Linked DNA regions of Homo sapiens: region 2 is linked to region 1. The links are chromatin loops, found by intact Hi-C in ENCODE. Cell type or tissue: MCF 10A. All regions are shown on one strand. Links, peaks and the distances in the headings refer to the core of each region. The heading gives the core; the rest is flanking DNA. Region 1 has its middle 31 kb from the start of CNTF. Region 2 has its middle 20 kb from the start of GLYATL1.

Region 1 (16,151 bases), core at 3,805-11,804:
TTTTTCCTCCTAGCTCTCCAGGCCTGTGATGGGAGGGGCTGCCATGAAGACTTCTGACATACCCTGGAGGCATTTTCCCCATTGTCTTGGCAATTAACATTTGGATCCTTGATACTTATGCAAATTTGCAAATTTCTGCAGCCAGCTTGAATTTCTCCTCAGAAAATGAGTTTTTCTTTTCTATCACATTGTCAGGCTGTAAATTTCCCAAACTTTTATGCTCAGCTTCCCTTTAAGACACAAGTTTCAATTTCAAACCATGTCTCTGTGAATGAATAAAACTCAATGCTTTTAAGAATACCCAAGTCACCTCTTGAATGCTTTGCTGCTTAGAAATTTCTTCTTTCTCTGGTGCCTCCTTGATTAGCTTAATAATCAATGTTCTGATTTCTTTTTCTGGCAATTCAGAGATTTCTTCTTGGTTTGGATCCATTGCTGGTGTGCTAGTGTTATATTTTGGGGGTGTTAAAGTACTTTGCTTTTTCATATTACCAGAATTGTTTTTCTGATTCCTTCTTATTTTGGTAGACTGTGTCAGAGGAATGCTATGGGGCTCAAGGATACTCTTCAGATTCTTTTGTCCCAAGGGGGTGATCCCTTGAAGCCCTTCCACTAGGGATGGGGCTTCCTGAGAGGTGGACTGCAGTGATTGTTATTGTTATTCTGGACCTAGCCACCTAGAAGAGCTACTGGGCTTCATGCTGGTACTGGGGAGTGTCTGCAACTTGTCCTGTGATGTGATCTGTCTTCAGGTCTCTCAGCTGTGGATACCAGCACCTGCTCTGGTGGAGGTAGCTGGGGAGCGAGGTGGACTCTGTGTGGGACCTTGATTATAGTTTTATTTAGTGCACTGTTTGTTTGAAATGCTAGTTAATGTAGCAGTGAAGTTGTCACATGGACAGACTCAGGACCTCTGGTTAGCCAGGATGTTACAGGTGATAGAATTAGCTGTTGTTTTCTCCTTTCTTAGAGCAGGGTTGTTCTTTTTTGAGTTTCTGTAATGGCTTGAGTTTGTTGGCCTCCAACCAGGAGGTGGTGCTTTCAAGAGAGCTTCAGCTGCAGTGGTATAGAGAGAATACAAGCTTGCCCTAAGGTATTCAGATTTCTTGGGTGATGGGTGGGGCCACAGAGCTCCCAAAAGATTATGACTTTTGTCTTTAGCTACCATAGTGGTTAGTGAAAGACCATCAGGTGGGGGCAGTGTTAGGCCTGTCTGAGCTCAGACTCTCTTTGGCTGGGGATTGCTGCAGCTGCTGTGGGGGATGAAGGTGTGGTTCTCAGGCCAATGGGGTTATGTTCCCAGGGGGATTATGGCTGCCTCTGCTGCATCATACAGGTCACCAGGGAAATGGGGGAAAGCCAGCAGTGACAGGCCTCACACTGCTTACATGCAGCCAAAAAGGCCAGTCTCACTCCCACCATGCCCTACCAAGAGCACCAAGTTTATATCCAGGCAGCCGGTGAGCATGGCTGAGATCTTGCCCCAGGCTACAAGCCTCCCCACTGAGAAAGCAGATGTGGCTTTCATGCTTTACCCCTTCCCACCTGCTGTGGCTTCTGTACTCATATCTGCACTTCCTATTCACCCCCTATCCCCTAGATTCTGCCCAGGAAAATTCATGTTCGGCTGAAATTATTTCAAAGTTCAGCTGGAAGTTTCCTTCTCACTGTGGTTCTTCCCCAATTCCACTGGCAGCCGTCCCCAAGGACCCCTGTAAGATAAAGTCAGAAATGGCTTCCCTGGGTTTCCTTGGGGGTCAGGAGTGTGTATACAGCTCTTTCCGCTGCTTCTTCTACTTTGATATTTCACTTGGCTCTCTAAATTTGTTTCAGCACTAGATAAAGTTAAACTCTTCTTCCACGATCTGGATTTTCAGGTTCCCCAGTGAGGATATGTGTTCAGAGGTAGACTCTCCCCCTCTCACACTCTGGGCATTCACAATTTTTCAGCTGTCTCATGGTGTTTGCAGCAGCAAGCTTCTTCTTTCAAAGGGTCAGTGAATTCTTTTGGTTTTTCTACTATGCTTCTGTGGTAGTTCTTGAAGCAACTGTTCACAATGTGAGTTTCCACATGCTGTTCTGTCTGTCTAAGTGGGAGCTACAAGTTATTCCTGCCTCCTATCTGCCATTTTTTTTTTCCAATTTGAGTTGGGAATGGTCTTTTAAATGTGTTGTTGAATTTGGTTTGCTGGTATTTTTTCATATCTAAATTCATGAGAGATGTTGGCCTGCAGTGGTCTTTTTGTTGTGTTCTTGTCTGATTTTGGTATCAAGGTAATGCTGGTCTCATAGAATGAGTTCGGAAGTATTCTTTTATCTGTAATTTTTTGAATAGTTTGAGTGAAATGGGTATTACCTTTCTTTAAATGTTTGGTAGAATGCAGCAGTGAAGATACTAGGTCCTGGACTTTTCTTTGATGGGAGACTTTTTATTATGGCTTTGACCTTGTTGCTTGTTACTTGTTGGTAAGTTTAGGTTTTCCATTTCTTCATGATTCAGTCTTGGTAGGTGTATGCATCCATGAATCTATCCATTTATTTTAGGTGTGCCAAAGTTTTGATGTGTATTTGTTCATAATAGTCTGTAATGATTTTTTTTTTGTATTTCTGTGGTCTCAGTGGTTATGTCTCCTTTTTATGTTTGATTTTCTTTATTGGGGGTCTTCTTTCTTTTTTCTTGGTTAGTATAGCTAAAGGTTTGTTTATTTTGTTTACCTTTTCAAAAAACCTACTCTCTGTTTCATTAATCATCTGGATTTATTTAGTTTCAATTTTATTTATTTCTACTCCGATTTTTATTATTTCTTTCCTTCTGCTAATTTTGGGTTTCATTTGTTCTTGCTTTTCTAGTTTCTTGAGGTTCATTATTAGATTGTTTATTTGAATTCTTTCTATTTTTTGTTGTAGATATTTGTTGCTATAAAATTCCCTCTTAGTACTGCTTTTGCTGTATCCCATAGATTTGGGTATGTTGTGTTTCTATTTTCATTTGTTTAAAGATATTTTAAAATTTCTTTCTTAATGTTTTTATTGACCTATTTGTTATTCAGGAATATGTTTAATTTCCATGTGTTTGTGAATTCTTCAAGGTTTCTCTTGTTATTGATTCTAGTGTTATCTCATTGTGGTCAGAAAAGATATTTTGTATGATTTCTACATTTTTTAATTTGTTGATACTTATTTTGTGGCTTCAGATATGGCCTATCCTAGAGAATGCTGCATGTGCTGATGATAATAATGTGCATTTTGCAGCATTTGGGTGAAATGTTCTGTAAATATCAGGCCTACCTATTTGGTCTAGTATGCACTTTAACTTCATTGATTATTTGTTGATTTTCTCTTTGGGTGATCTGTACATTACTGAGAGTGGGGTGTTAAACTCCACTACTATTATTGTATTGCCACTTATCTCTTATTTTAGAATTATTAGTGTTTGATTTAAATAGTCATGAGTGCCTATGTTGAGTGCATACATATTTATAATTGTTATATTCTCTTGCTGGGTTGACCTGTTTATCATTATATAGTGGTCTTCTTTGTCTCTTATTAGTCTTTGACTTGCAGTCTATTTTATCTGACATACATATAGCTACTCATATTCTTTTTTGGTTTCCAGATGCATGAAATATCTTTTTCCACTCCTTCACTTTTAGTCTATGTGAGTCTTTATAGGTGATGTGGGTTTCTTGTAGGCAGCATATAGTTGGTTCTATTTCTTTATTCATTTAGCTACAGTCTGCCTTTTAATTGGAGAATTGAGCCCATTTACATTTAATGTTATTATTGATAAGTAAGGACTTTCTATGGCCTTTTTTCAGGTTTCTTTTCTGGTTGTTTTGAGACTCCTCTCTTCCTGTTTTCTTTCTTTATTGCTTTCCTTTGTGAGTAAGTGATTTTCTCTGGTTGTATGTTTTAATTTGTTGCTTTCTATTTTTAGTAAATTTATTATAGGTATTTGCATGTGGTTACATGAGGCTCACAAAGAATGTCTTATAGATAGATATAACAAGTTATTTTGGGCTGGACATAGTCACTCACACCTGTAATCCCAGCACTTTGGGAGGCCAAAACAAGAGGACTGCTTGAAGCCAGGAGTTTAAGACCAGCCTGGCCAGCAAAGTGACCCCTGTGAGACATTGTCTCTGTAATTTTTTTTAATTAGCCAGGCATGGTGGCATGTGCATGTAGTCCCAGCTATTTGGGAGTGTGAGGCAGGAGAATTGCTTGAGCCCAAGAGGTTAAGACTGTGGTGAGCTATGATTATGCCATTGCAATCCAGCCTGGGTGACAGAGCAAGACTCCCTTTTTTAAAAAAGTATTTTGAAGAGATGACAACTTATTTTAGATTACCAGGAAAAAAAAAACAAATAAAAAGTGAAAGAAAACCTTTACACTTTAACTCCATTGCCACCACATTTTGACTTTGTGTTGTCTCAGTTTACATGTTTTTTTTTGTTTTCCATCTCTTAACTGGTTAACAATGTTAGCTATATCAATAACTATTACTGTTTTTGATAGATTTGTCTTTTGGCTTCATATTAGACTTATGAGTGTATTACACACCACAGTTACAGTAGGAGAGTATTCTGGGTTTGTTTACATACTTATTTTTAGCTGTGAGTTCTTTTTTTTTTTTTTTCTTTTTTTGAGATAGAGACTTGCTCTGTCACCCAGGCTGGAGTGTAGTGGTGCAATCCCAGCTCACTGCAACCTCCACCTCCTCGGTTCAAGTGATTCTGCTGCCTCAGCCTCCCAAGTAGCTGGGATTACAGTCACCTGCCACCATGCTCAGCTAATTTTTGTGTTTTAGTAGAGACAGGGTTTTGCCATGTTGACCAGACTGGTCTCAAACTCCTCTTCTCAAGCAATTCACCCCCTTTAGCCTTCCAAAGTGCTGGGAATACAGGCATGAGCCACCATGCCTGGCCAGCAATGGGTTCTATACCTTCAAATATTTTCTTTTTGTATGTTAGTGTTTTTTCTTTTTCTATTTCTGATTGAAGACCTCCAGTTGGGATTTCTTGCAAGACAGGTCTGGTGGTGGTGAATTATCTCAGCTTTTGTTTGTCCAGGGAAAACTTCATGTCTTCATATTTGAAAGATAGCTATTTTGGATACAGTATTCTTGGATTATAGGTTTTTTTCTTTCAAGACTTTGAAAATATACTACTCTCTTTAGTCCTTCTTTTCTTTGAGAAATCTGTTGCCAGATGAATTGGAGTTCTTTTGTATGACATTTGGATCTTTTCTCTTGCTGCTTTTAGGATCCCCTCTCTCTTTGATCTTTGAGAGTTTTACTATTATATGTCTTGGTGTAGTCTTACTTGGATTGAATCTGTTTGTTTCTCTGATCTTCTTATACCTGGATATTTATATCTTTTTTTTAAGTTTTAGAACATCATCTTTTTGTTATTATTTCTTTGAATATGCTTTCTACCTCTTATTGAATTCCCTTTTAAACTCCAATAATTCTTAGATTTGGTCTTTTAAAATTATTTTGATCTTGTTAAATTTCTCTGATAAATTTCTAAATTATTTTTTGTGTTATCTTGGAGATCTCTGAGTTTCCTTGAAACTGCTATTTTGAATTGTTCATCAGAGTTCACATATCCTCATCTCATTAGGGTTAGTCACTTGTGTTTTGCTTTGTCTGTTTGGGGAGGTCATAGTTCTGTTAGATGTTGTTTCTTGTGGATGTATATCTATGTCTTTGCATTAAAAGATTATTTATTTATTTCAGTCTTCTCTGTTTGGCTTGTTTTGTCTTTTACTATATATGTATGTTTAGAGATTCTTTGTAATTTACCTGTTGATTGTCTTTTCTTTTCTTCTTTCTTTCATTCTTTTGTTTTCTTTCTCTCTCTTTCTTTCTTTTCTGCTAGGTTGTTGTCTCCTTTTCAGCTCTAGATGACAGCTTAAGCCTAGGTCTGCCTCTAAACAATCAGAGTGCCTCCTGTCTGGAATGCGGTGGCCTCAAAGGGGATAATGGGGGAAGGCCAGATAGGCGTTTGTGCCCAGAAGACCTGTGGAACAAACCTCCTATAGCATGGTGCTGCTGAGCAGCCACTCTGATTTGGCATCTCCTTTGGCTGACTTACAGAACAGAGTTTCCAGGGCCGGAGATGATAGTCTCACCTCCCCCATTTGTCTCTGGCTGTCCTCTGAGATATGTTTTCCTTTAGGCATTTCCAATGATTCTCTTGGGTTGAGGCAGAGACCTGTTTCCTATCAGGAAACCCAAGATGATGGGGAAGCTGTTTGTCAACCTTGATCTCACTTTTACAGTGCAGAAACTGTGATTTGAGGAGAAACTTTTCACATACTTGGTGTTGAGCAGATTTCAGGGAGCAACATTGCTGATATGGATATCTGATTCTCTTACTGTCTGCTCAGAGCTTTTTCTGAGCATCTCTCTGTGGCTCTGGGAACTATCTTCTCCTCATATTTGAGTTCTGGGACATTACTGGTGATAATCTTGGTGCTGTATTTTTTTTTCTGGTTTTCTAGGACAATGGGAGGTAAAACTAACTTGCTTCTATGCCACCATTTTGGAACCAGAAGTTACAAACTCTACACTTTTCACTAGCCTGTATTCTTGTATTTTATCAGCTTCATGCTTTTATTCATGCTTTAGGCTGTGCTAATCCTCCTACATCTCAGCATCTTTTTCTTACCTGTGTTGTAACTGGTCTCCAAAGGCAGTTCCAAATTAACCACCCACCCCAGGATTCATCCCACTTGGAAGTCCTGTTCTACAGTGAATCTGTGCTGGCCCTGTGACTCACTTTAATTAAATATTGCAGACATGAAGCTGTCCCTACACCTAGAAGGCCTGGGTGCTTTCATATCTAGGAACCCAAGCCAACCAGCTATTCTAGCTCTGTCAGCATCCTGGCTCAGCCTTTATGCTATTTTCATGTAAGTGCTAGATATGTAGCTGAACCATGTTGGACAGTCAGGCCTAACTGAGCTCCTGGCCAGCATACCAGGGAACACAAGTGGTGTCCTGCTGAGCCCATTGAAACCACAGAATAGTGAGGGAAAAAGGACTGTTGTTTTAGACCACCCGGTTTTGTGGTGGTTTGTTATGTAGCAATAGAAAACCAAACACCACTTTCAAGGCCTTTCTCAAAAGCCACTCCTTTAGTAGGCGTGTCACTATCCCACTACTGTCCCATTCCACAGCTGGAAGTGGGAATCACATAGTTCCATAGTGTAGTCAAACAGAAGATATTTAGCTTCCTGAGTGGAGCCTTCCAACTTGTCTTTGCCTCCCTAAAGTGTATTTCATAAATTCAGCATGTTTTATAATCAGTGGGCCTTTTTAGGTGAGACCAGCAATTTAGGAAAAACTGTTAAGGGGTAGAAAAATTTGTGGTATACAATTACCCCCAGCAGATCAAATGTGCTTCCTACAGAGATAAAACTACTATCCAGAGAGGGGATCATAGCTTTTGATTTTGAAAGTTAGCCAGTTTACAGCTTATCTACTAGAGACAGGGATAACTACCATATTAAGGAAATATAGAGGTATAACCCCAAGAGCATGTATAAAGAAAAACGTGGAGGGAGATGATATGGTTTGGCTCTGTGTCCCCACCCAAATCTCATCTCAAATTGTAATCCTCAGGTGTTGAGGGAGGCACCTAGTGGGAAGTGATTGGACTATGGGGGCGGTTTCCCCCATGCTGTTCTCATGATAGTGAGTGAATTCTTACATCTGGTGGTTCTAAAAAGTGTTTAGCAGTTTCCCCCACACTCTTCTGTCTCTCTCCCGACACCATGTAAGATGTGCCTTGCTTCCCCTTTACCTTTCGCCATGAGTGTAAGTTTCCTGAGGCCTCCTCAGCCATGCAGAAGTGTGAGTCAATTAAATCTCTTTTCTTCATCAATTACCTGGTCTCATGTAGTATCTTTATAGCAGTGTGAGAATGGACTGATACAGAGGACATGACATTCGAACTTCTTGGTTTATAGTGCAGGCTTTTCACTAAATTGTTACCCATGACCATACTTTCTGCCTGTTTTAAAAGCCAATAAAATACAAGTCTTCTTTAGTGATGAGCAGTTGATTTTATTCTGGAAGCCTGGAACTCCTCGCTGTGTCAGCATCACCGACCAGCAGAGGGCGGTGCAGATGCAGAGGCACACATCTCCCTGCAAGTGAGAAACGCTGTGAGGAGTGTAATTTGCTGGCAGCGCCCAGGGGCTGCCCACGTGGGATGGCACTTGGGCCAAGTCTGTACTCTCCCCATGCTTCCTCTAGGGGACTGAAGGGGTCTTTCTTAGAAAGATCTTGCAGCTAAAACTTGAAGAATGAACAGAACTTACACAGACTAAGAGAGATAGCAAAATGTTCTAGCAAAGGAATTATTCATAAGCCAGACTACAAGCAGAATGTCACTCCTCTCCCTTGGTTACCAAGGAACTGTGCTCCTAGCGGATCCACCTCCTTTCCACGAATGGTCCTAAATGTGACCTCACCTTGAATCTGAAAATGCTGCTTCTGGTTGATGGGCCCTGTAAATCCTCTGGGTTCTTACCCAGGTAAGTGTTGGTGTCGTGATCAAAGTCATCTGTCGTCTTCTGGAGGGGTTGGGGAAAAAAAAGTGTTGGACTTTGAACACTGGAGAACCTACGTGGACAGAAAACCTGTTCCTCTATTTTGGCATAAATATCACTGGGGAATGAACTCAGGTCCCAAAAGAGAGCAGTCACTTCCACACATTCTTGTGGCCAGATGACAGTTGTGTTAAAATTAAGCAACCTGTCCACCAGCACCTGGAGCTAGAATGCTTCCTCTGGTTTATGTGGAAGAGAAACCTATAGCAGCTCGAATAGGGAAAGTCAGAACACTGGGAGAGGGCACCAGATCATTGTATGGGTGCGGATAAATCTTGACATAAATTCATAGGCTCTCAGGGATGGCAGGGTTGGGGTCTGTATACAGCATGTTCACTAAGTGGTATCTGCTTGAACAGCTATAGTTACAGAGAACTCACCACCTTCAAAGGCAACCCAGTCTGCCCTTGATCTTCTCTGACTAATAGAAAGGTTTGCTTTCTGCTTAGTAGAAATGGATCTCCCTGGTGATCTCATGTTTCATTCTCAGTTTTGGCCATAGTGAACAATTCTACCTTTTATTTTCACCTGACAGAGCTTCAAGTTGTTGAGTAATATTCAACCAATTATTGCTATACAATAATTGTTATTATACTTCAAACAGCCCATTCTATGTCAAATACTGTGCTAGACATTTAAGATATTATACAGTTTAATCTTTAAAACCACCTGTTGATGCAGGTCCTATTCTCATTTTAGAGTTGATGAAACTGAGGCTGAGAGGCAATAAGTAACTTGCTAGTAAGTCATAGAGTTGGGGTCCCATCCAGACTGGTGCCACTTCAGCCCTCATGTTCTCTACTCTCATGCTTCACATTTACAATCTAAGATGATTAAAGAGCTGAGAAAGGGGTGTGGAGGGAAAAGATTGGTGAAAGGAAAACATACATCCTAAGATGTTTCGTATGTTGGAGAGAATGTGATGTTTTAAAAGAAATGATTGTATTGTTTATAGCTGAACTTGACTTTCTTTAGGTCTAGGATGAAGAAGCTACTGGATTTGGAAGTGGGTGGTACAGGAAGTGGTTCATTGCCATGTGGGACCTGCGCTCCTGGCCATTCTGCAGGTAGCACAATGGTTACAAGTGCAGCCCTGGAGTCAGACTGTGGGGTTTGAATCCTGGCTTTGCTACTCACTTATTAACCATAAGTCCTTGGGCAGCTTGTTTAATTTTATTTTGCTTCAATTCCCTAATCTTTAAAATGGGAACGTGATAGTACTTCCTGTTGTAAGCATTAAATGAGATAAAACATTTAAAATGATATCTGGCACATGGTAAGTGTACCATAAATGCCAGCAATTATTATTGTTTCTGCCCCAAGTTAGTGGCAAAGCAAGGTAGGTTTGGAAACTCTAATTCAGTGCTATTTATTTATTTATTTATTTAGAGACTGAGTCTCACTCTATTGCCCTGGCTGGATTGCAGTGGCACAATCTTGGCTCACTGCAACCTCCACTTCCTGGGTTCAAGTGATTCTCTTGCTTCAGCCTCCCTAGTAGCTAGGATTACCTCCCGCCACCATGTCTGGCTAATTTTTGTATTTTTAGTAGAGACAGGGTTTCACCATGTTGGACAGGCTGGTCTCGAACTCCTGACCTCAAGTGATCCCCCTGCCTTGGCCTCCCAAAGTGCTGGGATTACAGGTGTGAGCCACAGCACCTGGCCTTTTTTCTTCTCTATCTTTGGTAGGCAAATAGATACATTGCACAAAGTATTGTTTGTTTCAGCTGCCATATTCTGATATTTTGAAAAGCATTTAATTGTGGTTAAAAAACACAGAGAAGTTAGCATCTTAACCAGTTTTAAGGGTACCTTGCTATAGTGTTAAGCATGTTCACATTGTTGTGCAATCTCCAGAGCACTTTCCATTTTGCAAAACTGAAATTCCATACCTGTTAAGCAACAACACCGCATTCCCTCCCTCCAGCCCCCGGCAACAAATATTCTACTTTCTGTCCCTATGGATTTGACTACTCTAGGTAGCTCATATAAGTGGAATCACACAGTACTTGTCTTTTTGTGATTGACTTATTTCAGTTAGCATAGTGGCCTCAAGGTTCATCCATGCTGAAGCATAGGTCAGAATTTGCTTCCATTTCAAGGCTAAATCATTTTTGTATGTAGATACTACATTTTGTTTAGCCATTCATCCATCTATGGACACTTGGATTGCTTCCAGTTTTGGCTACTGAGAATAATGCTGCCATGAATATGAGTGTATAAGTATCTTCTTGATACTCTGCTTTTTATTCTTGGGGGTTTATACCCAGAAGTGGAGTTGCTGGGCCATGTGGTAGTTCTATTTTTAATTTCTTGAGGAGCCTCTGTACTGTTTTCCTTAGTGGCTGCATCATTTCACATTCCCATTAACAGTGCACAAGGGTTTCCATTTCTCTACATTCTCACCAATACTTCTTTTCTGTTGTTTTGTTTTTCAATAGTAACCATCTTATTGGGTGTGAGATGGTATCTCATTGTAGTTTTGATCTGCATTTCCCTGATGATTAGTGATGTTAAGCATCTTTTCGTGTGCTTATTGGTCGTTTGAGAACAAAGAAGATATACAAATAACCAATAAGTACATAAAAAAATGGGTTCTTTGTCTATTTTTAAAGTCAGGTTGTTTTGTTTTTTGGTAGTAAGCGTTTAAATATTCTGAATATTAACCCATTATTAGATACGTGATTTGAAAATATTTTCTCCCATTTTGTGGGTTGTCTTTTCACTATCGATTGTGTCTGTTGATGCATAGAACTTAAAATTTTTGATATAGTCCAATTTGTTTTGTTTTGTTGTTGATGTTGCCTGTGCTTCAACTATCATTTCCAAGAAATCATCACCAAATTTAATGGCATGAACTGAGTCTAGTGTTTTTATCCTCAAATGTGGAGGTAGGTTCCATTGGGCATGAGAAACAACAACTTAAGCTTCAGAAACCCTTGACAGGTTGCAAAGTGCTTTTACCCACATTGGATTATTTAAACTTCAAAGCAACAATCAGTTCATGAATGATGAAACAGAGACCCAAGGAACCTAAGTGAGAGTTACTAAAAAATACCCAGGGGAAAAGCGTTGGGCAGAGTTATTGTTTAGGATTATTAATCAATGGTGGACCTGGGCCTGTAGTCCAATATTCAAAGTTGTTTCAATATCATACACGAGTTTTGGGAGCCTCTTAAATCTGCAAATTGAAATCAAGCTGAAAGTATCCAGAAATACAGGCCCCCCTTGCACACACACATTCATGGTAGCTTCAGATTATACTCCGGGTAGACTCAAAAAGGTGTTCAACTCCTGGGTCTTCTCCAGAGTCGGCAGTACGTGAAAGTGGGATAATGAGCAGCACAGCTGGATTCTTGTCCAAGAGGAGACCCAGAAAGAGCAAGAAACACTTTGGGCACATAGTGTTTAAAGAACTCAGAAGAGATAGACTGAATTATGGCCATACACTATGGCAAGGATAGATTGTTCCTAAATATTGATTTACCTCTTGGTGGCTTCCAATCCGCAATGGGCAGTTGTGGATCTCATTTTGTGACAGCAGATATGTAATCTTGTCAGGCTATTTGGTAGTGGAGCAAATAAACTTAAATAGAAGAGATTTCCCTCTCTGTAAGAGCCTCACAGAAGCCTACGCGTGATATTTGGGAGGAGGGGGTCTTACAACAGTGTCTTGACAAATGTGCCGATACATGAAATTTGATAGTATGCCTGTCAAGCACACTCTTCACTTGGGCAGGCTGGCAAACTGTCTTGGGAGTTCAGCTTCTGATGTGTCCCTTTGGGATGGAAAGGGGAGCCATGGCCTATTATCTTAACATAGGGAGCCAGCTTGTTTGTTTACCATGTGATTTGCCTTTCTTCTCAGGTCTCAGTTGCCTGGTAGAGGACCTGAAGGCTTGAAGAGCTGCAAACTGCACATAAACCCTCTTGCTGTTCACAATTACTCTGCAGGTGCAGGAGGAGAGAGGGTAGCTCATCAGAGCCATCTCCCAGAGCATCCACCTCTGACCCTACCAGAGTGCAAGAAACTTGCCATGACATGTTGAAAATGAGCTGGAGTACGATGTCATGTGCCTAGCCACAGAATATGCTCTGGGATAATCCTTCAGGCCTGCCTCTCAGGAGGTTAATCTCATGCAGGGTCAGGCTTGGTATATGTAACTCCACCCTGTGTTGCCCCTTGTGGTTGGTAGCATTGCGTTTTGTCATCTTTTGCCTGAAATCCAGCCACTGGACAAGCACCAGACAGTATGAATTATTAGAAAAAGCATTGCAGGCATCTTTTTCCCAGGTGACCAAATATGCTGTCTGGATTGCATGATCAAACGTACTGTGAGCAGGAAGTCAGGAGTAGGCTAATGATGCTCTCATCTTCTGTCTCCTGAAATGGGGGTTCTTTGATAACCTGTGTTTAAATAGGCTGTGAAATTTGGTGTAGACATCTACACTCAGAGATAGTGGGGTATAAGCAAGCATCCTTCCTTCTCTTTGTCTCTCCAACATTTCTGTAAATTCTCTACTCTTCACACTTCTTTACATTTATATTCTGCCAACCATCATAGATGTTAGTAACAAAAAGGAATAAAAGGATCAACAAACAAGAGAACACAAGAGACTAGTTATACAAGGTACGGCAGGATTAAAACTAGGAACTGGTGCAAAAAAGAGAATAGATTAAATAGATGATATTCAAAGCAGAAGCATCTGAACACAAGAGGAGAAAAACAATTTTCATAAGAGCAAAGTTTAAAAGTAATTCACTAAAAATAAGATTGTTTGAAAAAACATAACATCAGGAAAATAAAAAGAATATTTATTCATAATAATAGTTATTATTCCTCATAAGGAAAGCTCACCTGAGACTTGGTGTCTAGTTTTTATTGGGGGTGACTCATCGAGGCATGGAGTCATATATTGACCTTAGCTACTTAGTCACCAGCCCTATACCCCACCCCAGAGGTCAAATTGAATACAGTGAGGCCCAAGGCCCCAGGTGAATGGAATGAAAACAGGTGTATTCCAAAGGCTCACAGGTTATTTACGAGAGTTGTTTATCACAGGCCAGTCTTTTCTTAGAAAAATGCAGGATTTGAGCAGCCCAGGCCTGCTGAGTTATGCTTGCTCCCAGGTGTGTTTAAGATGAAAGTAAAATATATAAAATGAAAAGGCAAAAGTGTAAGGCCACTAAGGTTAAAATCACCCAAAAATGATTGAAAGAAAAAAAGAAATTGCAGCCAATTATTAATCAGACTTGAAGTCTGTAAGGCGTTTACTGAGAAATTCCTTAGAGTAAGGTTTCCTGCTGAAGCAACAAGCTGTCTTTCTTCCTGAAGCAGGGCTTGGCAGAGAGCTGTGAAATACCCTGTGGTTTGCCAGGCTCTTCATCTCATGCTCTGATTATATGTATTTTCCTGCAGGGAGTTCTACGGGGCAGAATCAGCTATAGCTTCCCCAGCAGCATCTATAGAGTAGGTCCCACCCACTGCACAGTGAGGCTGCTGGGGCACTTACAGCAGGAGAATCTGCAGCACTTCTGAACCAAGTCTGCAGAGGGGATGGCTCAACTGGAGAATCAGCCATATATAAGGAGTAGCTGAGCAATTAGAGGGAACTAGACTAAGAAGTAGATTGGGATCTTTGTCCTCAACTGGGCAAAGATTGAAAACAGAGTCCAGCCCTTAGATAAAGTATAGATGACAGTGGAAGAGAAGAATGCGAGAGGGTCAGATTCTAACCAGGCAAGGAATGTGACTTGAATCCTCATTCCACCTTTGGCCTGACATTTAATCAGGTCATTCATCGGACATTCAGATCCATCTCAATGACATCTTGTTATCACATAAGGAGGCCGACAAGGAGTAGGGGAGTCTCTCCTGATCACCTTTGTTTAATTTCAGATTGAATATTTTATAAACAAACTGAAACTTATGCCTGAAGAATGTGTGTGAAGCATAAAAAGATAGGTTTAGCAGACCAAGGGCAGATATTTAACTTAAGAGTAATTGATGCTTTGGGCTGGGCGCGGTGGCTCACGCCTGTAATCCCAGCACTTTGGGAGGCCGAGGCGGGTGGATCACGAGGTCAGGAGATCCAGACCATCCTGGCTAACACGGTGAAACCCCCTCTCTACTAAATATACAGAAAATTAGCCGGGCATAGTGGCGGGCGCCTGTATTCCCAGCTACTCGGGAGGCTGAGGCAGGAGAATGGCGTGAACCCAGGGGGCGGAGTTTGCAGTAAGCTGAGATCGTGCCACTGCACTCCAGTCTGGGCGACAGAGCGAGACTCCATCTCAGACAAAAAAAAAAAAAAAATAAGAAGAAGAATAACTGATGCTTTGAAAGAAGATTGACCGAAGGATACAGGTGTGCAAGCAGAGACATCCTTCTGTATAACTGGCAAAATTAACAAAAGTGACCGACATCTAGTTATTTCCTACTGGACATTTTGAGTTTTAAGGATAAAACTATTCTCAAAGTATCCAGGCAGATTAGCTACAAAAGGGCAAAAGCATCAGGCGTCTTTGGATGTTTCTTCCTCGGCACCATTAGAAGTGAAGGAAGCTATCTGCAACATTTTGAGGGGAAAGTGTTACCAATAAAGGGTCCTGACTGCAAGTTGTCCAGGTTCTTGGTGTTTTGAACAAAGAATTGGACAAAACACACAGCAAAGTAAGGAAAGAATGAAGCAATGAAAGAACAAAAGCAGGAATTTATTGAAAATGAAAGTACTCTCCACAGTGTGGGAAAGGGCCCAAGGAGCAGCTCAAGTGCCCGGGATACAGAATCTTCTTGGGTTCAAATACCCCCTAGAGGTCTCCCATTGGCCACTTGGTGCTCACCTCATGTAAATGAAGTGGTGGCCTGGAATCAGGCTAATTGGTTGTGGAAAGCAACCAATCACACATTGAAGTAAAGTTACAAAGATCACACTCCTATGCAAACATCTGATTGGTTGCAGAAAGCACTGCAGTATTACGAATGGATATTATGAACCATATCACAGGACAGTGGACACTCCCCGTGATATGGGGAGTAATATCAACCCCTCTCCCACCCCCGGATATCACGAACGATATCACAGGGGGGTGGACACACTGGGTATTCACGATATTTCGAGTAATATTATCTTTCCTGTTGAAAATTATGATCAATATGACAGAAGAGTGTACACCTCCTGCCATATCGGGAGTAATATCATCCTCTCCCCCACTGGATACTGGGAACAATATCACAGGGGCGTGTACTCTCCCTTTGATATTGGAAGAAATATCATACTCATTTCCCGGATATTAAGAACAATATCACAGGGGAGGCGTACACTTTTACGATATTGGGAGTAATATCATTCTCTCTACCCCTGGATATTAGCAACAATATCACAGGCGGATGTACATTTCCTGCGATATTGAAGGTAGTATTATTGTCTCCCCCCCTGGATATTAGAAACAATACCACAGGGGTAATGTACACCCATTGCGATATTGGGAGTAATACCATCCTCTCCCTTCTTGGATATTAGTAA
Region 2 (16,151 bases), core at 8,152-16,151, 270 kb after region 1:
CTGTATAATTTTGCATCCTCGCTACCAATGTGTGAGAGTTCCAGTTGTTTCATATACTTGTCAACACAAAGCTTTTCTGATTCTTTCATTCTCATAGGTATGTAATGGCATCTTTTTGTAGTATTTGCATTACACTAATGACCAATAATTTGAGCATCTTTTTATGTTCTTATATCATCCACATATCTTCTTTGGTGAAATGTCTATTAAAATATTTTGCCCATTTTTATACTGGTTAGTTATATCTGAGTTTTGAGAGGGCTTTACATATTTTGGAAACAAGTCCTTTGTTATATTGCTTTTCTCATAATATTTGTGATATTTGCTGATTCTTATCTCTCCATGGCTTGTCTTTTCATCCTCTTGGTTCTGTTTTGGGAGGGAAAAGTTTTCAATTTTGATGAAGTTTACTTTATATGTTTATTTCTCTTTGCGGATCATGCTTTTGTTGTTTACATCAGAGAACTCTGCTAAATCTAAGATCACAAAAATCATTTCTAAGTTTTCTTCCAGAAGTTTTATAGTTTTATATTTAAGTCTGTGATTGATTTAAGTTTTTTTTTGTATGGTGTGATATCTGGGTCAAATTTTGTGTGTTTGTGTAAATTGTGTGTTCATTGTGTAAAAAATTAACTCAATTGTGGATGATTAGCATCTTAAGAATGTTGAGTCTTCCAATCTTGAACAAGTATATTCTCCATTTATTTTTGTCTTGTTTAATTTCTTTTGCTGGAGGGCATCTGGGAGAATAGGCAAACCTGGTAAATGAAGGTACAGCAGGGATTGGGGTTTGAAGGGGCAATGTGACTTGTGCATTACTCTCTCCAAGGCCAGGAGACAAGGCAAGAACTAGAAAGATCAGAAGTACAAGGCATGAGTGACAAAGAAGGTTAGTCATCCTGGCATCATGCAGCTTTAAGATTGTCCAGTCAACTGTTAGTGGCTCCTCCTAGCAGACTTCCTGCTTTTGCTTCTGGGTCTCTGGAGTGTGTCTGCACTGTCTTGCCCCTTTGACCAGAAACCCTTGCTTCCTCCACACTCCCTAAAATCCTCAAAGGATAAACCTCCAGCACTGGAATCTCCCTCCCCAGACAAAAGCTCTGCACAGATGTACTCATGTCTCCATCGGAGACCCCCAGACTTAGAGCCCTCTGAAAACTGGATGGTCAAGATAATAAGTTATTGGGACTTTTGTATGCCAGATGTGACAGTCTGCCAGGTACTTTATTTACGTCTTATGGGAGTCTCACCACTGGGAGGGAAATGTTTTCCAATTTGACAGAAAACAGAGGGGAGGTATTTGTTCTGAATGCATTTGAAGCCTGGCCCCTCAGTCAGCAAACTTTATTGACCAGCTCCCACTTTAGGGACTGGGCATGTGAAAGAGGGGCAGAGTCCCAGCTCTTGTGGACCTTACGTTTTAAACAGGGAAATAGATTATCCAGGAAACACACAAATAGAAAAGTTTTGCTAGTGGATCAAGAACATACAAAGGTAAGAGAAAGTGGCAAGTGTGTGCCTGGGAGTGCTACTCTGGCTGGGGAATTTGAGAGGCCTCTGAGGAGGCCCTGAAGACATCCAATGGAAGGCCATACAGAATGGTGAGTACACAAGCCCTGAGACTGGCTAGGGCTTTTTGTCCAGGGCCTGAGTGAGCAATGTAGCTGGGATCAAGGGGAGAGGAGCTGAGCAGCAGGAGATGGGGCAGAGGGAGGGGTGGACAGGGGCCAGAACACTCCACTCTCATAGGCCTTGGAAAAGAGGGGATGGGAAGATGCTTGAAGGGGCAGAGGAGTTGAGAGTGGAGGCTATTCCACAGGCATCCAGGCTAAAAGGGAGGGGGCCTGGAGTGGCCTGAGGCTGGGAGCTGGAGGGGTAGAGAGGAGCAGATGGAGTGGATGAGAGGTGTGAAGGAAATGAAAGATGGAGGATGTAGGGCTTAAACTGTGGAGGCCAGAGAGGGAGGAGAAATGACAAGTGGGTTTTGAAACTAAAACCCAAGCACTTTAACACTGACAGGAACTTTGCCTTTTTCTTCCTCGTCTCTCATTGGCCAGCACAGTGGTGAGTACATAGTAGATATTCAATCACTTTGATCACTTATTCAATGAACACTTCTTACAAAACTACTTGCCTGGTATGTCACAGGCACCAAGGATATACCAGTTAATACAGTGATATTCATGTTCTCTTGGAGCTGACACCATAGAGGGAGAAGGGAAAAATAAATTGTGTGTGTGTGCATGCACATATGTGTGTCTGTTTTGATATGGGCAGAAGGGAAAAGAGAATGGAGGAGGCTGTTTTGGAAGTGGTCATAGTTGGCTTCTCTGATAAGGTGATATCTGAGACCTCAAAGGAGTGAGCAGGTGAGTCTTAGATGGAAATATATTGAGGAAGAACACTGAAGACAGAGGAAGCAGCAAGTACAAAGGTTCAGAGGTGGGAGGGTGCTTGTTGACTGACCAGTAGGTCTAGTGCTTGTTGACTCACTAATCAGTACCTGTGTCCCTTCCATTAAACTTGGAACTCTCTAAGGAACATGCCTGGGTTTTCCTCATGAGGCAAGAGTGGTCAGAGGGATAGGATATGGGCCACTTTCTCTCTCTTTATGCTATTCTTCTTTTCCCAACCCTGGCCAGGCTTAGATGTAGGGGTCAGGGAAACACAAGGTTTGGTTCTGTTACAATCTGGAGAAAAGGTAGAGAAAGCTAAGGAATAGGAAGGTTCTGTGCTGTTCCAGACCCCACCACTCATACCCATGCTGTTTCTGCTTTTAACACCTGCAGGTCCCACCCTCTCATCCAATTCCACACCTCTGCCACTGTTGTGGCATCCATGACACTAAAACTTTCTGTTTCTTGTGTTACCAGCCACAAGTTTTTAGTCTCCCATGCAATAGAAATTGACACAAGGCCAAGTGAGTTTCCCAGACAAGGCTTTATTAGGGGCTTATGCTTGAATACATGGGAGTCAGCAGTAGAGTCAGAGGTCTCCGGATGGCTCCCCAAAGACAGGTCTTTTTGGTGTTTTAAGAAAGTTAACATGAGAAGCATAAGGTAAGCTAATATCATTACATGGGTTGGGAGGAGTGTAGAGTGTGCAGGCCCGGTGAGATATCATGTTAGTACTTACATCGCATGATCAAAAAATGGTAGACAAATCCCTCCCTGGGTGGGGATTTCCATATGATAATGAGGCAAAGGGTAAAGATTGGTCATTGTTCTGGTCCTGTGTGCATGGAGGTGATAGGATTAACTCCCTTGAATGAGAATTATGATAGAATGCTTCTTATCTTAGTTTCTTTATGGTATTCCAGCCAGTGAGGATGGCACCAGTGGAAGTTCAAGGTCTGGTAGTCAGTGGGTGGAGAAAAATGCATTATGGGGGTGGAGGCAAGTCCTGTCCCTACTCTGTCTCACTAGGATATGTACCTTCTGGTGCATTATTTGCCTTTCTGGCTATTTTGCTAGGGATTGAGAGTAATCTCACTGTGGGAGTGCAGTGGATGTGGTCAATTCCAGCTGCGCCCCAAGGCTTCAAGACAGAGGCAGTATGTAGGAGACTCCAAAATCTTAGAATCTCAGCTCAGATTACACCTAGGCTCTGGCTCCTGTCCTGGCCCTTAGTCATTTCCCCTTTATTATTCCTCAGTCATTTCTGTTTCTCTAGCTATCTTGCTGACAGAACATGTTGCTCTAAATTCTGCTGATTCAAAATTCTTCTATTCTTACCAACAAAGCATAACAATATCTCCAAATATGCCTGCCAGTCACACATAAACTCTTAGAAGGCATACAGTAAGTGCAGATTACCCAATTCAGTAATTTATTCTGATTTTAATTCTAGACAGTCTCCTCCTGGTGAGGTGAAATGCTGTGTCCCAGAAAGTCCATCCCACAGAGTTTTCTAAGGCTCAGTGAAGGGACCTTCAACAGAGCCGGGTCCTCCTTTCCCATGTGAGCCCCTCTTCTGGATCCCAGAGCTATAGATGGAAGAGTGAGTGGATTCTAGAATGACTGAGGGGAAGGTAGTTGGGGGCCATCAAGGGAAGGTCTCAGAGTAGAGAGGAGCTAAGGTAGCTGGGCCTGGCCAGCTGCTCTTTGCCTTAACTCAGGAATTCTCAAAGCCTGGCCCCTGGGCCAGCAAGATCAACACAATCTGAAGACTCACCTCAGATATATTAAGTCATATCCTGTGGGTTAGGGCTCAGCAATCTGTGTTTCAAGAAACCCCCAGGTGATTCTGATGCAGAATGATGGCAAGAACTCAGACACCGATTGGGACTGCCAGGCAGGTGGAATCCTTGCTCTCCAATAGATACTGAATGTGAGAGGCCATGAGCAAAGCCCTGCTGGAACTGGGCATCCGTTTCTCCATTTGTCAAGTCCCAGGATTTTTACCAGGTCTCTGAAGCAGTGATAGAATCAGGTGAACATCTCAGTGGGAGATGCACACACAATTGTAACCGTCCCTCTTTCTCACTCTAGAGGGAAACGAAACTTGTTAAGTTGCTTTGAATGTCTTTAGGTAAAGTCACAGGTGGGCTGCCTGCCTCTCTGAATGAGCCAGATAATTTGATTTACCCTATTTAGTTACAGATCTTGCTATACCTTTAGCAGAAAACCCACCACCACTACCACATACTTTCCCACAACCTTGGAAAGGAAGAGACATGTTTTAGTTGGAATTTGCTGTCCCTAGACTCTCCTTCCTCTTCCAGTCTTTTTTGGAATGGGGACTTTTCTGTACTGCCTCCTGTACTGCCACTTTCACTCTTTTGGCATGGTGACTTTTCTGTAGTGCCTCCTTAAGATCTCAGGTCCCATCAAACTGTAGAAAGAAGAATTACATTTGTTTGACATGTTTGCTTCTCTGATAGCTTCTGAGGAGATTAGGAGGAGTGCAGATTTTTACATCCTCCTTTAGGGCTGAAAGTACGATTACCCCATATGGTTCTACTGCCTTCACACTTACCAAGTCTCCCCATAAGAGCCTGGCCTTTTACATATATTATCTCACTTACCAAGCACAGCTCAGAGATGTTAAACAAGTAGCCCAAGGTCACACAGTGGGTGGTAATAGTAGCAGAGCCTGGATGTGTGCTTCCACCCTCTGGACCCTGCTACCTCCCACAGAGGCTTCACAGTGCAATCTGGGACTGGCACTGAATCCTCAGTCCACCTCAGACCCTGTCCTGGCCCTCAAGGAATCTGCTCCCCAGTCAAAGCCTTCCTCTGAGGTTTGGAAGTGAGGGAGTGACTCCCCAGTCCTCCTCCTGTTACCAGTGGATGGTCTTGACTACAAGTTGTCCTTGTTCTTGGCATTTTAAAGAAAGAATTGGTAAAAAGGTACAAACAAAGCAACAAAAGAATGAAGCAATGTAAGCATAGATTTATTGATGTGAAAGTACACTCCACAGAGTGGGAGCAGGCTTGAGAAAGGGGCTCGAGAGCACTGGTTGCAGAATTTTCTGGGTTTTAAATATCCTCTAGAGGTTTCTCATTGGTTAGTTTGTTTACATCCTACATAAATCATATAGTGGCCCACAAGCAGTTTGATTGGTTGTTGAAGGGGACCATCCAGAAGTACTTTCCGTTTTTCATCTGCAATGCAGTGGAAAGTGGGAATTGGTGGCATGATTTGCAAAAGGAGTAGCCTCTGATCCTTTTGTTACTTGATTGTGGAGAGGTGGGATTTTCCTTTTGATTCAGTTCTAGGAAGTGAGTGTGAATCATCCTTAGGTTCCCAGCCAACAGATCCTGTCTTCTACATCACTCCTTCAGACCTGGGGCATCTCTCTCCTTGCCAGCCTGCTCCTCCCCTTGACTCCCCTGGGGCTCTGCAAGGCTGTCTTTGATTGCTGTGGGAATGAAGGAGGACCAGAGAGACCACAGAGTTAAACAGGAGGATTTTTACTGAGTGCACTCAGACCCAGCAGATTAACAGCCAAACACTGGTCCCAGAACAAAGACAGCACTTGACTTTTATACACGCTTCTAAGGTGGGCTAGCTTGAAATAAGTTTACGGTGGCAAAAACGTAGTGGCATGCAAGCAAGGATACAGAGGCAGAAGAAAGGCAGTTAATCAAGTTGTGACAGGTGTATAACTCAGGATTACATGTGACTCTTGCTATACAGCCTAGATGGCTGTTATCCAGGCTTGCTCTAGTGCTTTGCATGGGCTTATCTCATAACTTTTGCTATGGTGCCTAGATGGCTGCAGTCCAGGCCTGCCTACTCAGGCATCTCATGACCTTCACTTGCTGCATAGATAAAAACAGGATACTTGAAGTTACTAGTTACAGAAAACAGAAATCTATAAACTCATAAGTTTACTCATATCATGGGGGAAAGGAAAATTTGTTTTCTTCTCCCTTTGTGGAGGGAATGCTGGAAGTCTCCAGAGCACATTCCTTTCAGTCCTGGCTTCTTAGATAATGTTATCAAGACTTCACCTGGGTCCAGGTTTTGCCTGTTACTGCCTTTGGGATGATTCAGCCTAATATAGAAAGCATGTTTTGCTCTTTTAAATTTTATTTTTCTTTCTTTCTTTAATTTCCTGCCTCATTTCCCCCCTTTGATGCTTCCTATAAATGGAATTTAATAGAAAGCTTCACTACAATTTTTTTCTTCACTGACAAGGCAGATCTACTCTCTTTGGCAAATGCTGATACTTAGTTAGAGCCATTAGTTGAGTGGTGGTTGTTTTGTCTACTAGGACTTCTATGGTTGATTGGATGCTCCTGGTAAGAAGGAGCAAGAGGCAAGGGAGTCTTAAGCAACCTCCTAATATAGCCAGCACCACTTCTATTAATATTTTAAATCCACCAAAGAATGAAAACCAACCTCCTAAGAGGGAATCTGCAGACCATCCTGGTTTCCAGGTTTGGACTGTAACATGAGCTAATTTTCACATCTTGGCAGTCATTTCTATAATGGCTTTCCCATTGTCATTGATTTCTAGGCAGCAATTTGTTAGGTTGTCTGGTTGTGCATGCAGGTTCCTAGGTGGGTTCCTGCACTCATAGTAAGTATGGTATAGTAAAGTCTTAACTACTGTGTTTCCTTTCCATGTAGTATGCATGCAGGGAGGGCATCCTTCTATGAGCTCTTCTCCTTATAGCATAGATATGGTTGCCATCAAAGGTAAAGCAAAGATTAGCATTCTTACACCCAGAATGGGCAGAAGAGGTGTTTTCCCAGGGGAGGGGGTTGGCCAAAGCAACAGAATAATGGAAGTATAATTAATAATATAAGGAAAGTTATTGGGCCTAAAATTTCTGGCCACATTTACTCATTTGATGGTGACTCTGCAAGCTTCGGCTGTGCATAGACTAGTCAGCTTCCAGAGTGACTAGAGCAGGGCTTGCTGTTTTATCAAGGTTTTGCCATGTGTGGAATGGTTAGCTTCTGGAGTGACCAGAGCAAGGCTGTTGTGGTCCTCAGTGACATCTCGGTCTCATGGCATTATCAGCTGGTTCAGATGGTCTGGGTACTCCTGGCTGGTCCACTTGTCCTGGGCTGCTAGTTTCAGCTAACTGTAGTGGATCCAAGCACGGTTCCTGTAACTTGAACAGCAGTTGGAGTGGACAAGATTACAGGATGGGGCCCATCCCATATGGGTCCTAATGTGGTTGGATTACATTTCTTAACCCAAACAGAATCACCAGGTTTGAAACGGTATACAGTGTCTGTCAGACTTATAGGCATTCTTTCCTGCACCCAGCCATGTACTTTTGGCATGGCCATACCTAAAGCCTGCATTTGCCTCCTTAAAATTAGTTCTCCTAGCTCACAGAGATCACCTTTAATCTGACATATAATTCAGGTGGCCGGCTGAATAAGTTCTCCTAGGGTGAATACCCAGTTTGTTTGGCGTGGGCACACCTGACTTGGAGGAGGACCATGGGCAAGACCTGATCCCACCTCAGATGAGTTTCCTAACAAAATTTCTTCAGCAGCTGCTTGAGTGTCCAGTTCATGTGCTCCACTTTTCTTGAGCTCTGTGGCCGGTAGGCTGTGTGTAACTTCCATTTTATTTTTAATAGCCAAGTTCAGTAATGAACTATTTCAGCCACCAATGCTGGTTCATTGTCTGACCCCAGAGTCAGGGGTAGTCCAAATCTGGGAATAATGTCTTTTAACAACACCTTGGTTACCTCTCGTTTCTTCTCTGTCTGGGTGGGGAAAGCCTCAAACAACCCCGAAAAGGTACAAATAAACACCAACATGTACCAATAGCCTCCTGCCTGAAGCAGCTCATTAAAATCCAGAAGCAAATTTTCACAGGATGTGGCTTAAATTTCTTGAATTCCCGGGGTTCGGGTAGGCCCCTGCTGAGGGTTGTTCTCGGCACAAGTTAGACATTGTTCACAAATGGCTCAGGTAATGGCAGTGAGCCATGGCACATAGAAATGTCATCCTAGCAATGTTTCTTGTGCCATTTTTCCCATATGAGTTCCTCGGTGGAACTGTTTCACAAACCTGGGGGCCACCATTTCAGGTATGGCTAGCTTCCCATCAAAGGTTTTCCACCATTCTCCCTCAATGTATTTCCCAGTTTTTTGGGCAAACCAGGCCCTTTCATTTGAAATGTAGCTTGGGGTCTCCGGGAGGAGGATCTCCCAGAGGGGAGGCATAGCTAAGGCTTTCTCTCTAGAAGGCAGAGCTGCCATTGCTGCCTGTTTTGCCTCTTTGTCTGCCTTCCTGTTCCTTTAGCTTCTAGTGTTCCTGATTTTTGGTGCCCTTTGTAGTGCAATACTGCCACCTGTTTCCGGGCCCATACAGTGTCTAAGAGCTGTAGAATTTCTTCCTTGTATTTTAGTTTATTTCCTCCTGCAACTGCAGGAGGAAAGAAAGAGTTCTCTTTCTTTGTAAATAGTCCCATGAACATGGAAAGTGGCAAAAGCATATTTGGAGTGTGGTTAAAAATTTGCTTTTAGGTATTTTGCTAGTCAGAGAACTCTTGTCAGAGCTGTCAGCTCTGCCTTCTGAGCAGAAGTTCCAGTAGGCAAAAACTGCACCTCTACTACTGAGTCCAAAGTCACCACTGCATGCCCCTCTTGGCGTACTCCCTCTAGTATGAAACTGCTCAAATCAGTAAAATACTCAATGTCCGGGTCTCCGAGGGGCTGATCTGTCAAATCTCTCTGGCTTGAGAACACTTAATCTACCATATCCACACAGGACTAAAGGGGGCTTCCTGGCACTGACAAGATGGAGAGAAAGGTAGCCAGGTTTAGGGTGTTCACAGTCTCTAAAGCTATGCTGGGATTCTCACATAGAAGCCCTTGGTATCGAGTCATTTTTGGATGTGATAACCTAAGGTGTCCCCTTTGGTCCATCAAAGTTATAACTGAGTGCGGTACCCGGATTTTCAGTTGCTGCCATAAAGTCAGTTTATTATCTTCTTGCACCAGTAGGGCAGTGGCAGTTAGCACATTGAAACAAGTAGGCCATCCAAGCACCACAGATTCTAGTTGCCTGGACAAGTATGCCACCAGGCGATGCCAAGATCCTATGACTTGAGTCAGGACTCCTATGGCCATTTCTTTTCACTCATGGACATACAAAAAGAAAGGCTTAGTTAGGTCTGGCAGTCCCAAGTTTGGGGTCTGAATTAACGCTTCTTTGATTGTTTTTAAGGCCTTCTCCTAATTGGCCTCCCAGAGGAGGGGCTCCATTTCTCCCCACTTTGTGGCTTCATATAATGGCTTAGGCATGAGCAAGAAATTTGGGATCCAGATGCAGCAGAACCCTGCTGCTCCTAGGAACTGTCTTATTTGATGCCAGATAGTTGGAGTGGGAAGCGCACAAACAGCTGAGACTCCAGTGGCACCTACAATAGTTTCACAGTTCTTGGATAGTGGCCTTATAGGTCAGGTCACTACCAAGTGTTCAGTCCTGGTGTCTACCATAAGGTCCATCAGCTGGCCTTCAACTAGTAATATGACCATACGTTCCTAGGGGCCCAAAGAGAAGGAGCCCGGTCTGTCTGAGACCTCATATTCTTCAGCCCCTGCCATCCTGATCAGGTCAGTGTCTGGTTCCTCACAGGGTATGGTAGCCCTTGGCCAGTGGTTTTTTCATACCGTGGCCTTAACCATTCTCCACGTTATTATTCTCTGGACATTCATCCTTCCAGTGTCTTTTCCTTTTGCATCACGCACATTGATTTCTCTTTAGCCTTGGCCGGCTCTCGAATCCCTTTCCAGACCAGCCTCTTCCATGACCGCATCCATGACCCCTTGCAAAGCCAGCTTCTCTTCCTGTGAGGTCTGCCGCTGGCTAATCAGCCTTTTTCCCAAGCCTCCGTTCAGCCTCCTTCTTTGCCTTCTGATCTCAGTTAATGTACACCTTGATAGCCACTTCAATAAGCTGAGTAGCATTCATGCCTGCAAAGCCTTCTAACTTCAGCAATTTCCACTTGATATCTCCCTGGTCTGCCCTACGAATGCCATATTCACCACGCGCTGATTTTCAGCAGCCTCAGGGTTAAATGGAGTGTATAACTGGAATGCCTCACAGAGTCATAAAACTGTATGGGCCTCTCATCTGCACATAGTAGCAGCTCTGAGATTTTCCCCACATTGATTGCCTTTTTCCTGTCATCTCTTAACCCTTGCAGGATTGTCTCTTGTTAGCTCTGTGGGTGCTGAAACTGGGTTGCATCATTTGGATCCCAGTGGTGATCCTCTTCAAGAAATTGGCCCTGTGTATATGCCTGGGCATCAACTGTGCCTGCAGGTGCATTGGCTTCTGGCCAATGGAGGGCTGCCTGGGTTACTCTCTGGCGCTCCTCAGTGTTAAATAGCATCAGGTTGAGCTGTTTCAGTCTGGCCCAGTTGGATGGTGCGTTAGGAAGATAAACTGCATTACATCTATAAGGGCCTAGGGCTTCTCTGTGTCAGAGGGAGTATGATGCTACCAGTTTAGGAGACCAGTGGTTCAAAAAAACTGGTAAATGAAGGTTTGTTCTCCTCCCTGGATGTGGCCATGCTCATTATAATAGGTGGGTCCTCTTCTTTCCCTGAGAGGCATTTGCATAACTCAGGTGCAGCCAGACCAGAGATGGCCTGCCTGATGTTCTGGGCCTTCTCCTTTAACTTCCTGAAGCTCCAATTCCTCCCTCTCCGGTGAGACTGGGGACATGTATCCATTTGAGCTTGACTCCTCAGGGGAAGTTAGCCTTGGTAAAGGGTGGTAGATTGGAACACGTGAGGTGACTGCAAAACTGGCTTTTCTTGCCTTTCCTGTGACTTTGCCTTTGTCTCTTTACCTTCCTATGCCGTTGATTTTTCTTTCACTTTGGGTTTGGCTTGAGCTACAAGCATTTTACAGTATGCTGCCAGACAGGTTTGCAGCCATGCTGGTTGAATTTGAATTCTATTTAGCCATAAATCGATATAGGAGAATTTGTCTGGATGCCCTGACTGTCCTCCAACCGTGGTCATCACCTTAAATACATGGCCAATTGTTTCCCTATCTATAGTGCCTTCAGCCAGCCAGCCAACACTAAAAGAGAGTCATACTATTTCACAGAGAGTTCTTAACATCTGAGGGGTTACCTTGACTCCATAATTCCTCACATAGCCTTTCTTAAAATTTTTTAACGTGCATTCTAATGGGGTGGGTCTCAATAATTTTCTTCCTATTTCCTCCCAGTTATGGCACAGCACACTTGCTCAGACTTTTGCTTCAGACCGAATCCCTTCTGAACTTGGGCATCCATTTCTCCATTTGTCAATCCCCAGGATTTTTACCAGGTCTCTGAGGCAGTGATAGAATCAGGTGAACATCTCAATGTGAGATGCACGTAGAATTGTAAACTTCCTTCCTTCTTTCTCACTCTAGAGGGAAAACAAACTACGTGCAATTGCTTTGAATGACTTTGGGTAAAGTCACAGGGGAGCTGCCTGCTTTTCTGAATGAGCCAGATAGTCTGGGGTTTAAACGCCCTCTAGAGGTTTCTCATTGGTTACTTTGTTTACACCTTACGGAAATGAAGTAGTGGCCCGCAACCAGTTTGAATGGTTGCGGGAGGGGACCAAACAGAGGTACTTTCCCTTTTTCATCTGCAATGCAGTGGAAAGCGGGAATTGGTGGCATGATTTGCAAAGGGAGTAACCTCTGATCCTTTTGTTACTTGATTGTGGAGAGGTGGGATTTTCCTTTTGATTGAGTTCTAGGAAGTGAGTGTGAATCATCCTTAGGTTCCCTGCCTCCAGATCCTGTTCTGCCTCACTCCTTCAGATCTGGGGCATCCCTCTCCTTGCCAGCCTGCCCCTCCCCTTGGCTCCCAGGAGGCTCCTCAAGGCTGTCTTTGATGACTCAGGAGAACCTGAAGTGGGGAAGGCAGCCAGGTCTTGTTTAAATTCTTACAATATATTTTAAGACAAAAGTCTGGCATATCTTGTCAGAGTTTTCTACATAGATTACCTGTCACCTGTGAATTAAGATAATTGTACTAATTTCTTTCTTATCCAGAAGCCCTTTTATTTCTTTCTCTTTTTTTAATTTCACTGGCCAAAACATCCAGTGAGGTATTGCTTCTCACAAGATGGCATTAGCTGTGGGGTCTGTCCACAGACCCTGACCCAAACGACCTATGAATAACTCGTACGCTGAGACACTGATACTCTGTTTTGCCAGTCCTGCTGAGTGTCCGACCGCCTGCACACCAAGAGAGGTTTGTCACTGTGGCTGGCCCTGAGCAGCTTGCACTCCAGGCATTTATTTTGTATAGAATTAACAACAGAAGCTTTGAATAAACACACTTATGGATAATTAACATGGTTGATTGTAGTTCTACTAACGATTAAAACTCAGGTACCATGGTTTAAAGTAAATTCCATTAGGGGGCAATATCTTTGGTCAATCTCACCCTGAGAGGGCCATCTGGCTCAAAGATTAGTTAGTGGAGGTAGGGTAATCAGACTTAACCGGGGAAGCCTCTATTGTCCCTAGTATTTACCCTATGACCTAATGCTCTAAGGTAAGAACCAGCTGCCTTCAGCCTGTTTAATTATTACAAGCTATGTAACATTTTGGCCTTCCAAAAAGGTTTGTAAACTATTCCCTGTTGCTTTCCCTAATGTTTCCCTTTAATATTTCTGGCACCATTCTGAGTGAATCCCAACATTTCCCCGTTTTTGTTTTCGGTATCATGTCTTTTTGATTTCAGATTGCAGATATGTACAGCCATAGGATTGTCAGGTGAGGTGGTCACTGCTCTTATTCCGGCTTTGCATCCTAGAATTAGCAAATAATACAAGACAATTATGAGTACAATTAGCAACATTTGTTTCCAGTCTAAGAGTGACCGGTAGTGTTACCTGGCATCTTAGTTTGGTGAGTACTGTTGCTAAGGAACCCCACTGAGGGTATGTTAACTCCTTCCAGCCAAGCAGTTATGTCATTAGAAGCTGGAAAGGGAGTATTTGTTTAAGTAAAAGGGCTGACAAAAGGCAGATTCAGAAGATGAGCTTAATAGAGTGTAGCAGGTATAGGTAATAGGCAAAGTGAGAGAATTAAAAATGAGTAAATTATTTGGCTTAGCCTTCTGCTTCCTTAGCATAATGTGTGAGGCCTGTGCTGTTCCTGGAAGCCACATTGTTGAGGCTGTGGGTCCTTAGGGTTTTTCCTAGGCTGGCTTGAGTTTTTTTTCTTTCCATCCTTGGATGAGGATACAGTCTCCAGGCTGGTGCTGGTGTACTGGAAATTCTAGGGGTGGTACCTGTGCTAAGAGATCTTTATAATCTTTAAAGAGCAGGATAGTACTTCAAGAAAAACTTGTGCTTCATTTTAATGTCTAGTTTACAGAAAAAAACTGGATACTTTTTTAAATTTAGCCAATATGTTTACATATAGAATTTTTTACAATTAACATTTTACAACTTGCTTAGACTTTCAAAACAAAAATTATACATTTCCTGCATGAATCCCTTTTATAACATTCTTCACGACTTTCACAGACAATTTTTGACATGCCTTAACTTTTTAACTCTGTTTTGTAATCTTCCTTACTAAGGGTGCATTCTTATATTAATAACTTTTTAAATATTTCCTTTTCCTTCTTCCCACTTTCTTTCCTTAGTCTTTCTTTTTGTGTCTCTTTCTGATCTGTTTCTTCTAGTTTCTTTTTAAATCATTCTTTCCCTTTATTTCTCTTTCTAGGGGTGGACATATGCACACATTCTTTCTCATGTTAATAATTTATTTGGACCACACCATTTATTACTGTTCACATTTTTCCATAAAACTGCTGGTTTTATGCCTTGAGAGGTTTTAGCAAAGTGTTTTTCTACAGCTGATTGAAATTTGTCATCTGAATTTAGAAAATTATGGGTAAACAAGGTTTGTGCCAGTAGTGTTGCAGGGTCTTTACCTATATTCCCCTTTTTCTGATTTTTTACTATTGCTTGACCTTTGGAGTTATATGGGATGCCTGTGGAATGTTGAATATTCCACGTGTGATAAAATTGTTGAAATTGTCAGCTGGCATAAGCTGGTCCATTATCAGCTTTAATCTTTGTGGGCTATCCTATAAATGCAAAAGTTAAAAGATGTTTAATGACATCTTGAGTAGACTCTACAGGCAGAGCATGTGCATTAATTAAATGAGTGTTATTATCAATGGATACACACACATATCTTAGTTTTCCAAATTTAGGCATGTGTGTAATATGTTTGCCATAACTGCTTAGGTTCCAATCCTCTAGGGTTAACACTTGTTGAAGGAGGGGACGTGCCTGTGAGCTGGCAATCTGGACATTGTAGGATAATTGTTGTAGCCAGCCTCTGAGTAAGTTGAAATTGTTTAGATAAGTTTCTCCAATTTTGGTGGAAAAATTGATGCGATTGGGTGGCTAGGCCTAGCAGTGATGTCATCACCTGAAGGTCTGCTCGTTCATTGACATAAGCCAATGGGCCAGGCAGTGAGCTGTGGGCTTGAATATGTGTAATAAAAACAGGATGTGTACGTTGGTCCAGCAATTGCCGAAGTCAGAAAAAGAGTACACAGAGTGTGCACCAGAGTAAACTTAATTGAGGCTGTAAAAGTTCTTTAACAAATACACAGAGTAACCTGAGCTCTTTGAGTGCCAGTAAACCTAGATCCAGTGATTGGATTATGTGGTCTCTATTAGACTACTGCTCTTCCATGTTTACCAGACCCATCAGTAAACAGTGTTAAAGCATTTGGTATGGGGGATTGCAATACGGCTTTGAATTGCATTTTACTTAAAGGAATTTTGATGATATCGAGTCATAACTTAGCAATTGACTGCATTAATCATTAAGATGGCAAGCTGAAATAAATAACGTGAAGTTTAAAAAGAAAATCTGAAAGCATCTTTAGAAGCAGAGACTTAAATTATATATTTTAACCATGTGCTTAAAGCCACAGGCAGAATAGCTTAAATGTTGCAATGGAGTTCTCAGGCTGACCAAGTTTATGGACTTTAATCTGGAAAACAGTCTTGAAAACAGTGACTCACTAACTGGGGAACTTAATTTGGGACTCTTTTAGCAAGTATGAATCAAAGACTATCTGTAATCAGTGGGTTAAGACAGTCATTCATGCATGTTTTGGCTACACTTACATATAACTCTTCTTCACCTTTTGAGAAGGGCACAATATTTTCACCTTTTAATTGAACAAATATCATTTAATTAGGTTTAAAGTTCTCCTCTAAGGGTAATGTGTGGTTTTACATGCCTAACTTTTAATTATTCTTTAATTCATGGGCCCTCCTTAATCTCTCTCCCTTCAGAGGCTACTGTTTTACTTAAACTGGATTTGTAGAGCTACCTCGGGGGTAGGAGAGAGATAACAGCAGTGGCTATTATCTGAAAAGAGGTTTTTCAAATTCTTACATTTTACTTAAATTTTAGCAGAGAATTATAATTTGGGATGTCACTTGTAAACAAGGAGCACAGGAAATTTTGCTGTGGGCTGTCTGCAAAGCTAGAGAGTCAGGCAGGTGCGTCCTGGGGCTTTGGCTGCTTTGCACTTGTAAAAGCGCTGCTTTTTGCCTGTGCTGGCTCCCTCCCGCAGGCACCCATTGGCTGTTCCTGGCCAGGGTGGACCCCAGCCTCCCCTTGGGCTGACTTTGTTGTATGTGCCTCTCGCCCCTCCCCTGCAGGCT

What was found. Hi-C counts contacts between places; a loop is a spot of excess contacts. Peaks named below come from ENCODE experiments on the same cell type or tissue, not always from the same donor. Only the 100,000 strongest peaks of a DNase experiment are listed, where the experiment ranks them.
Region 2: a loop joins it to region 1, with 5 times the contacts of the local background. A loop is called at or near these places in 9 of 110 quality-filtered maps.

What each region holds. Positions count from the first base shown.
Region 1 is chr11:58,646,056-58,662,206 of GRCh38, forward strand. No RefSeq gene overlaps it. Among named protein-coding and RNA genes, the nearest start is that of CNTF, 31 kb to the left of the region's middle. RefSeq lists enhancers at 5,644-6,145, 6,777-7,331. In MCF 10A, for the core only: a CTCF peak has its summit at 8,153 (motif pointing right); DNase peaks (open chromatin) are centred at 8,146 and 10,536.
Region 2 is chr11:58,911,422-58,927,572 of GRCh38, forward strand. It overlaps a transcript of GLYATL1 not described here. Among named protein-coding and RNA genes, the nearest start is that of GLYATL1, 20 kb to the right of the region's middle. RefSeq lists an enhancer at 15,946-16,151. In MCF 10A, for the core only: no CTCF peak of the experiment used is centred there; a DNase peak (open chromatin) is centred at 12,280.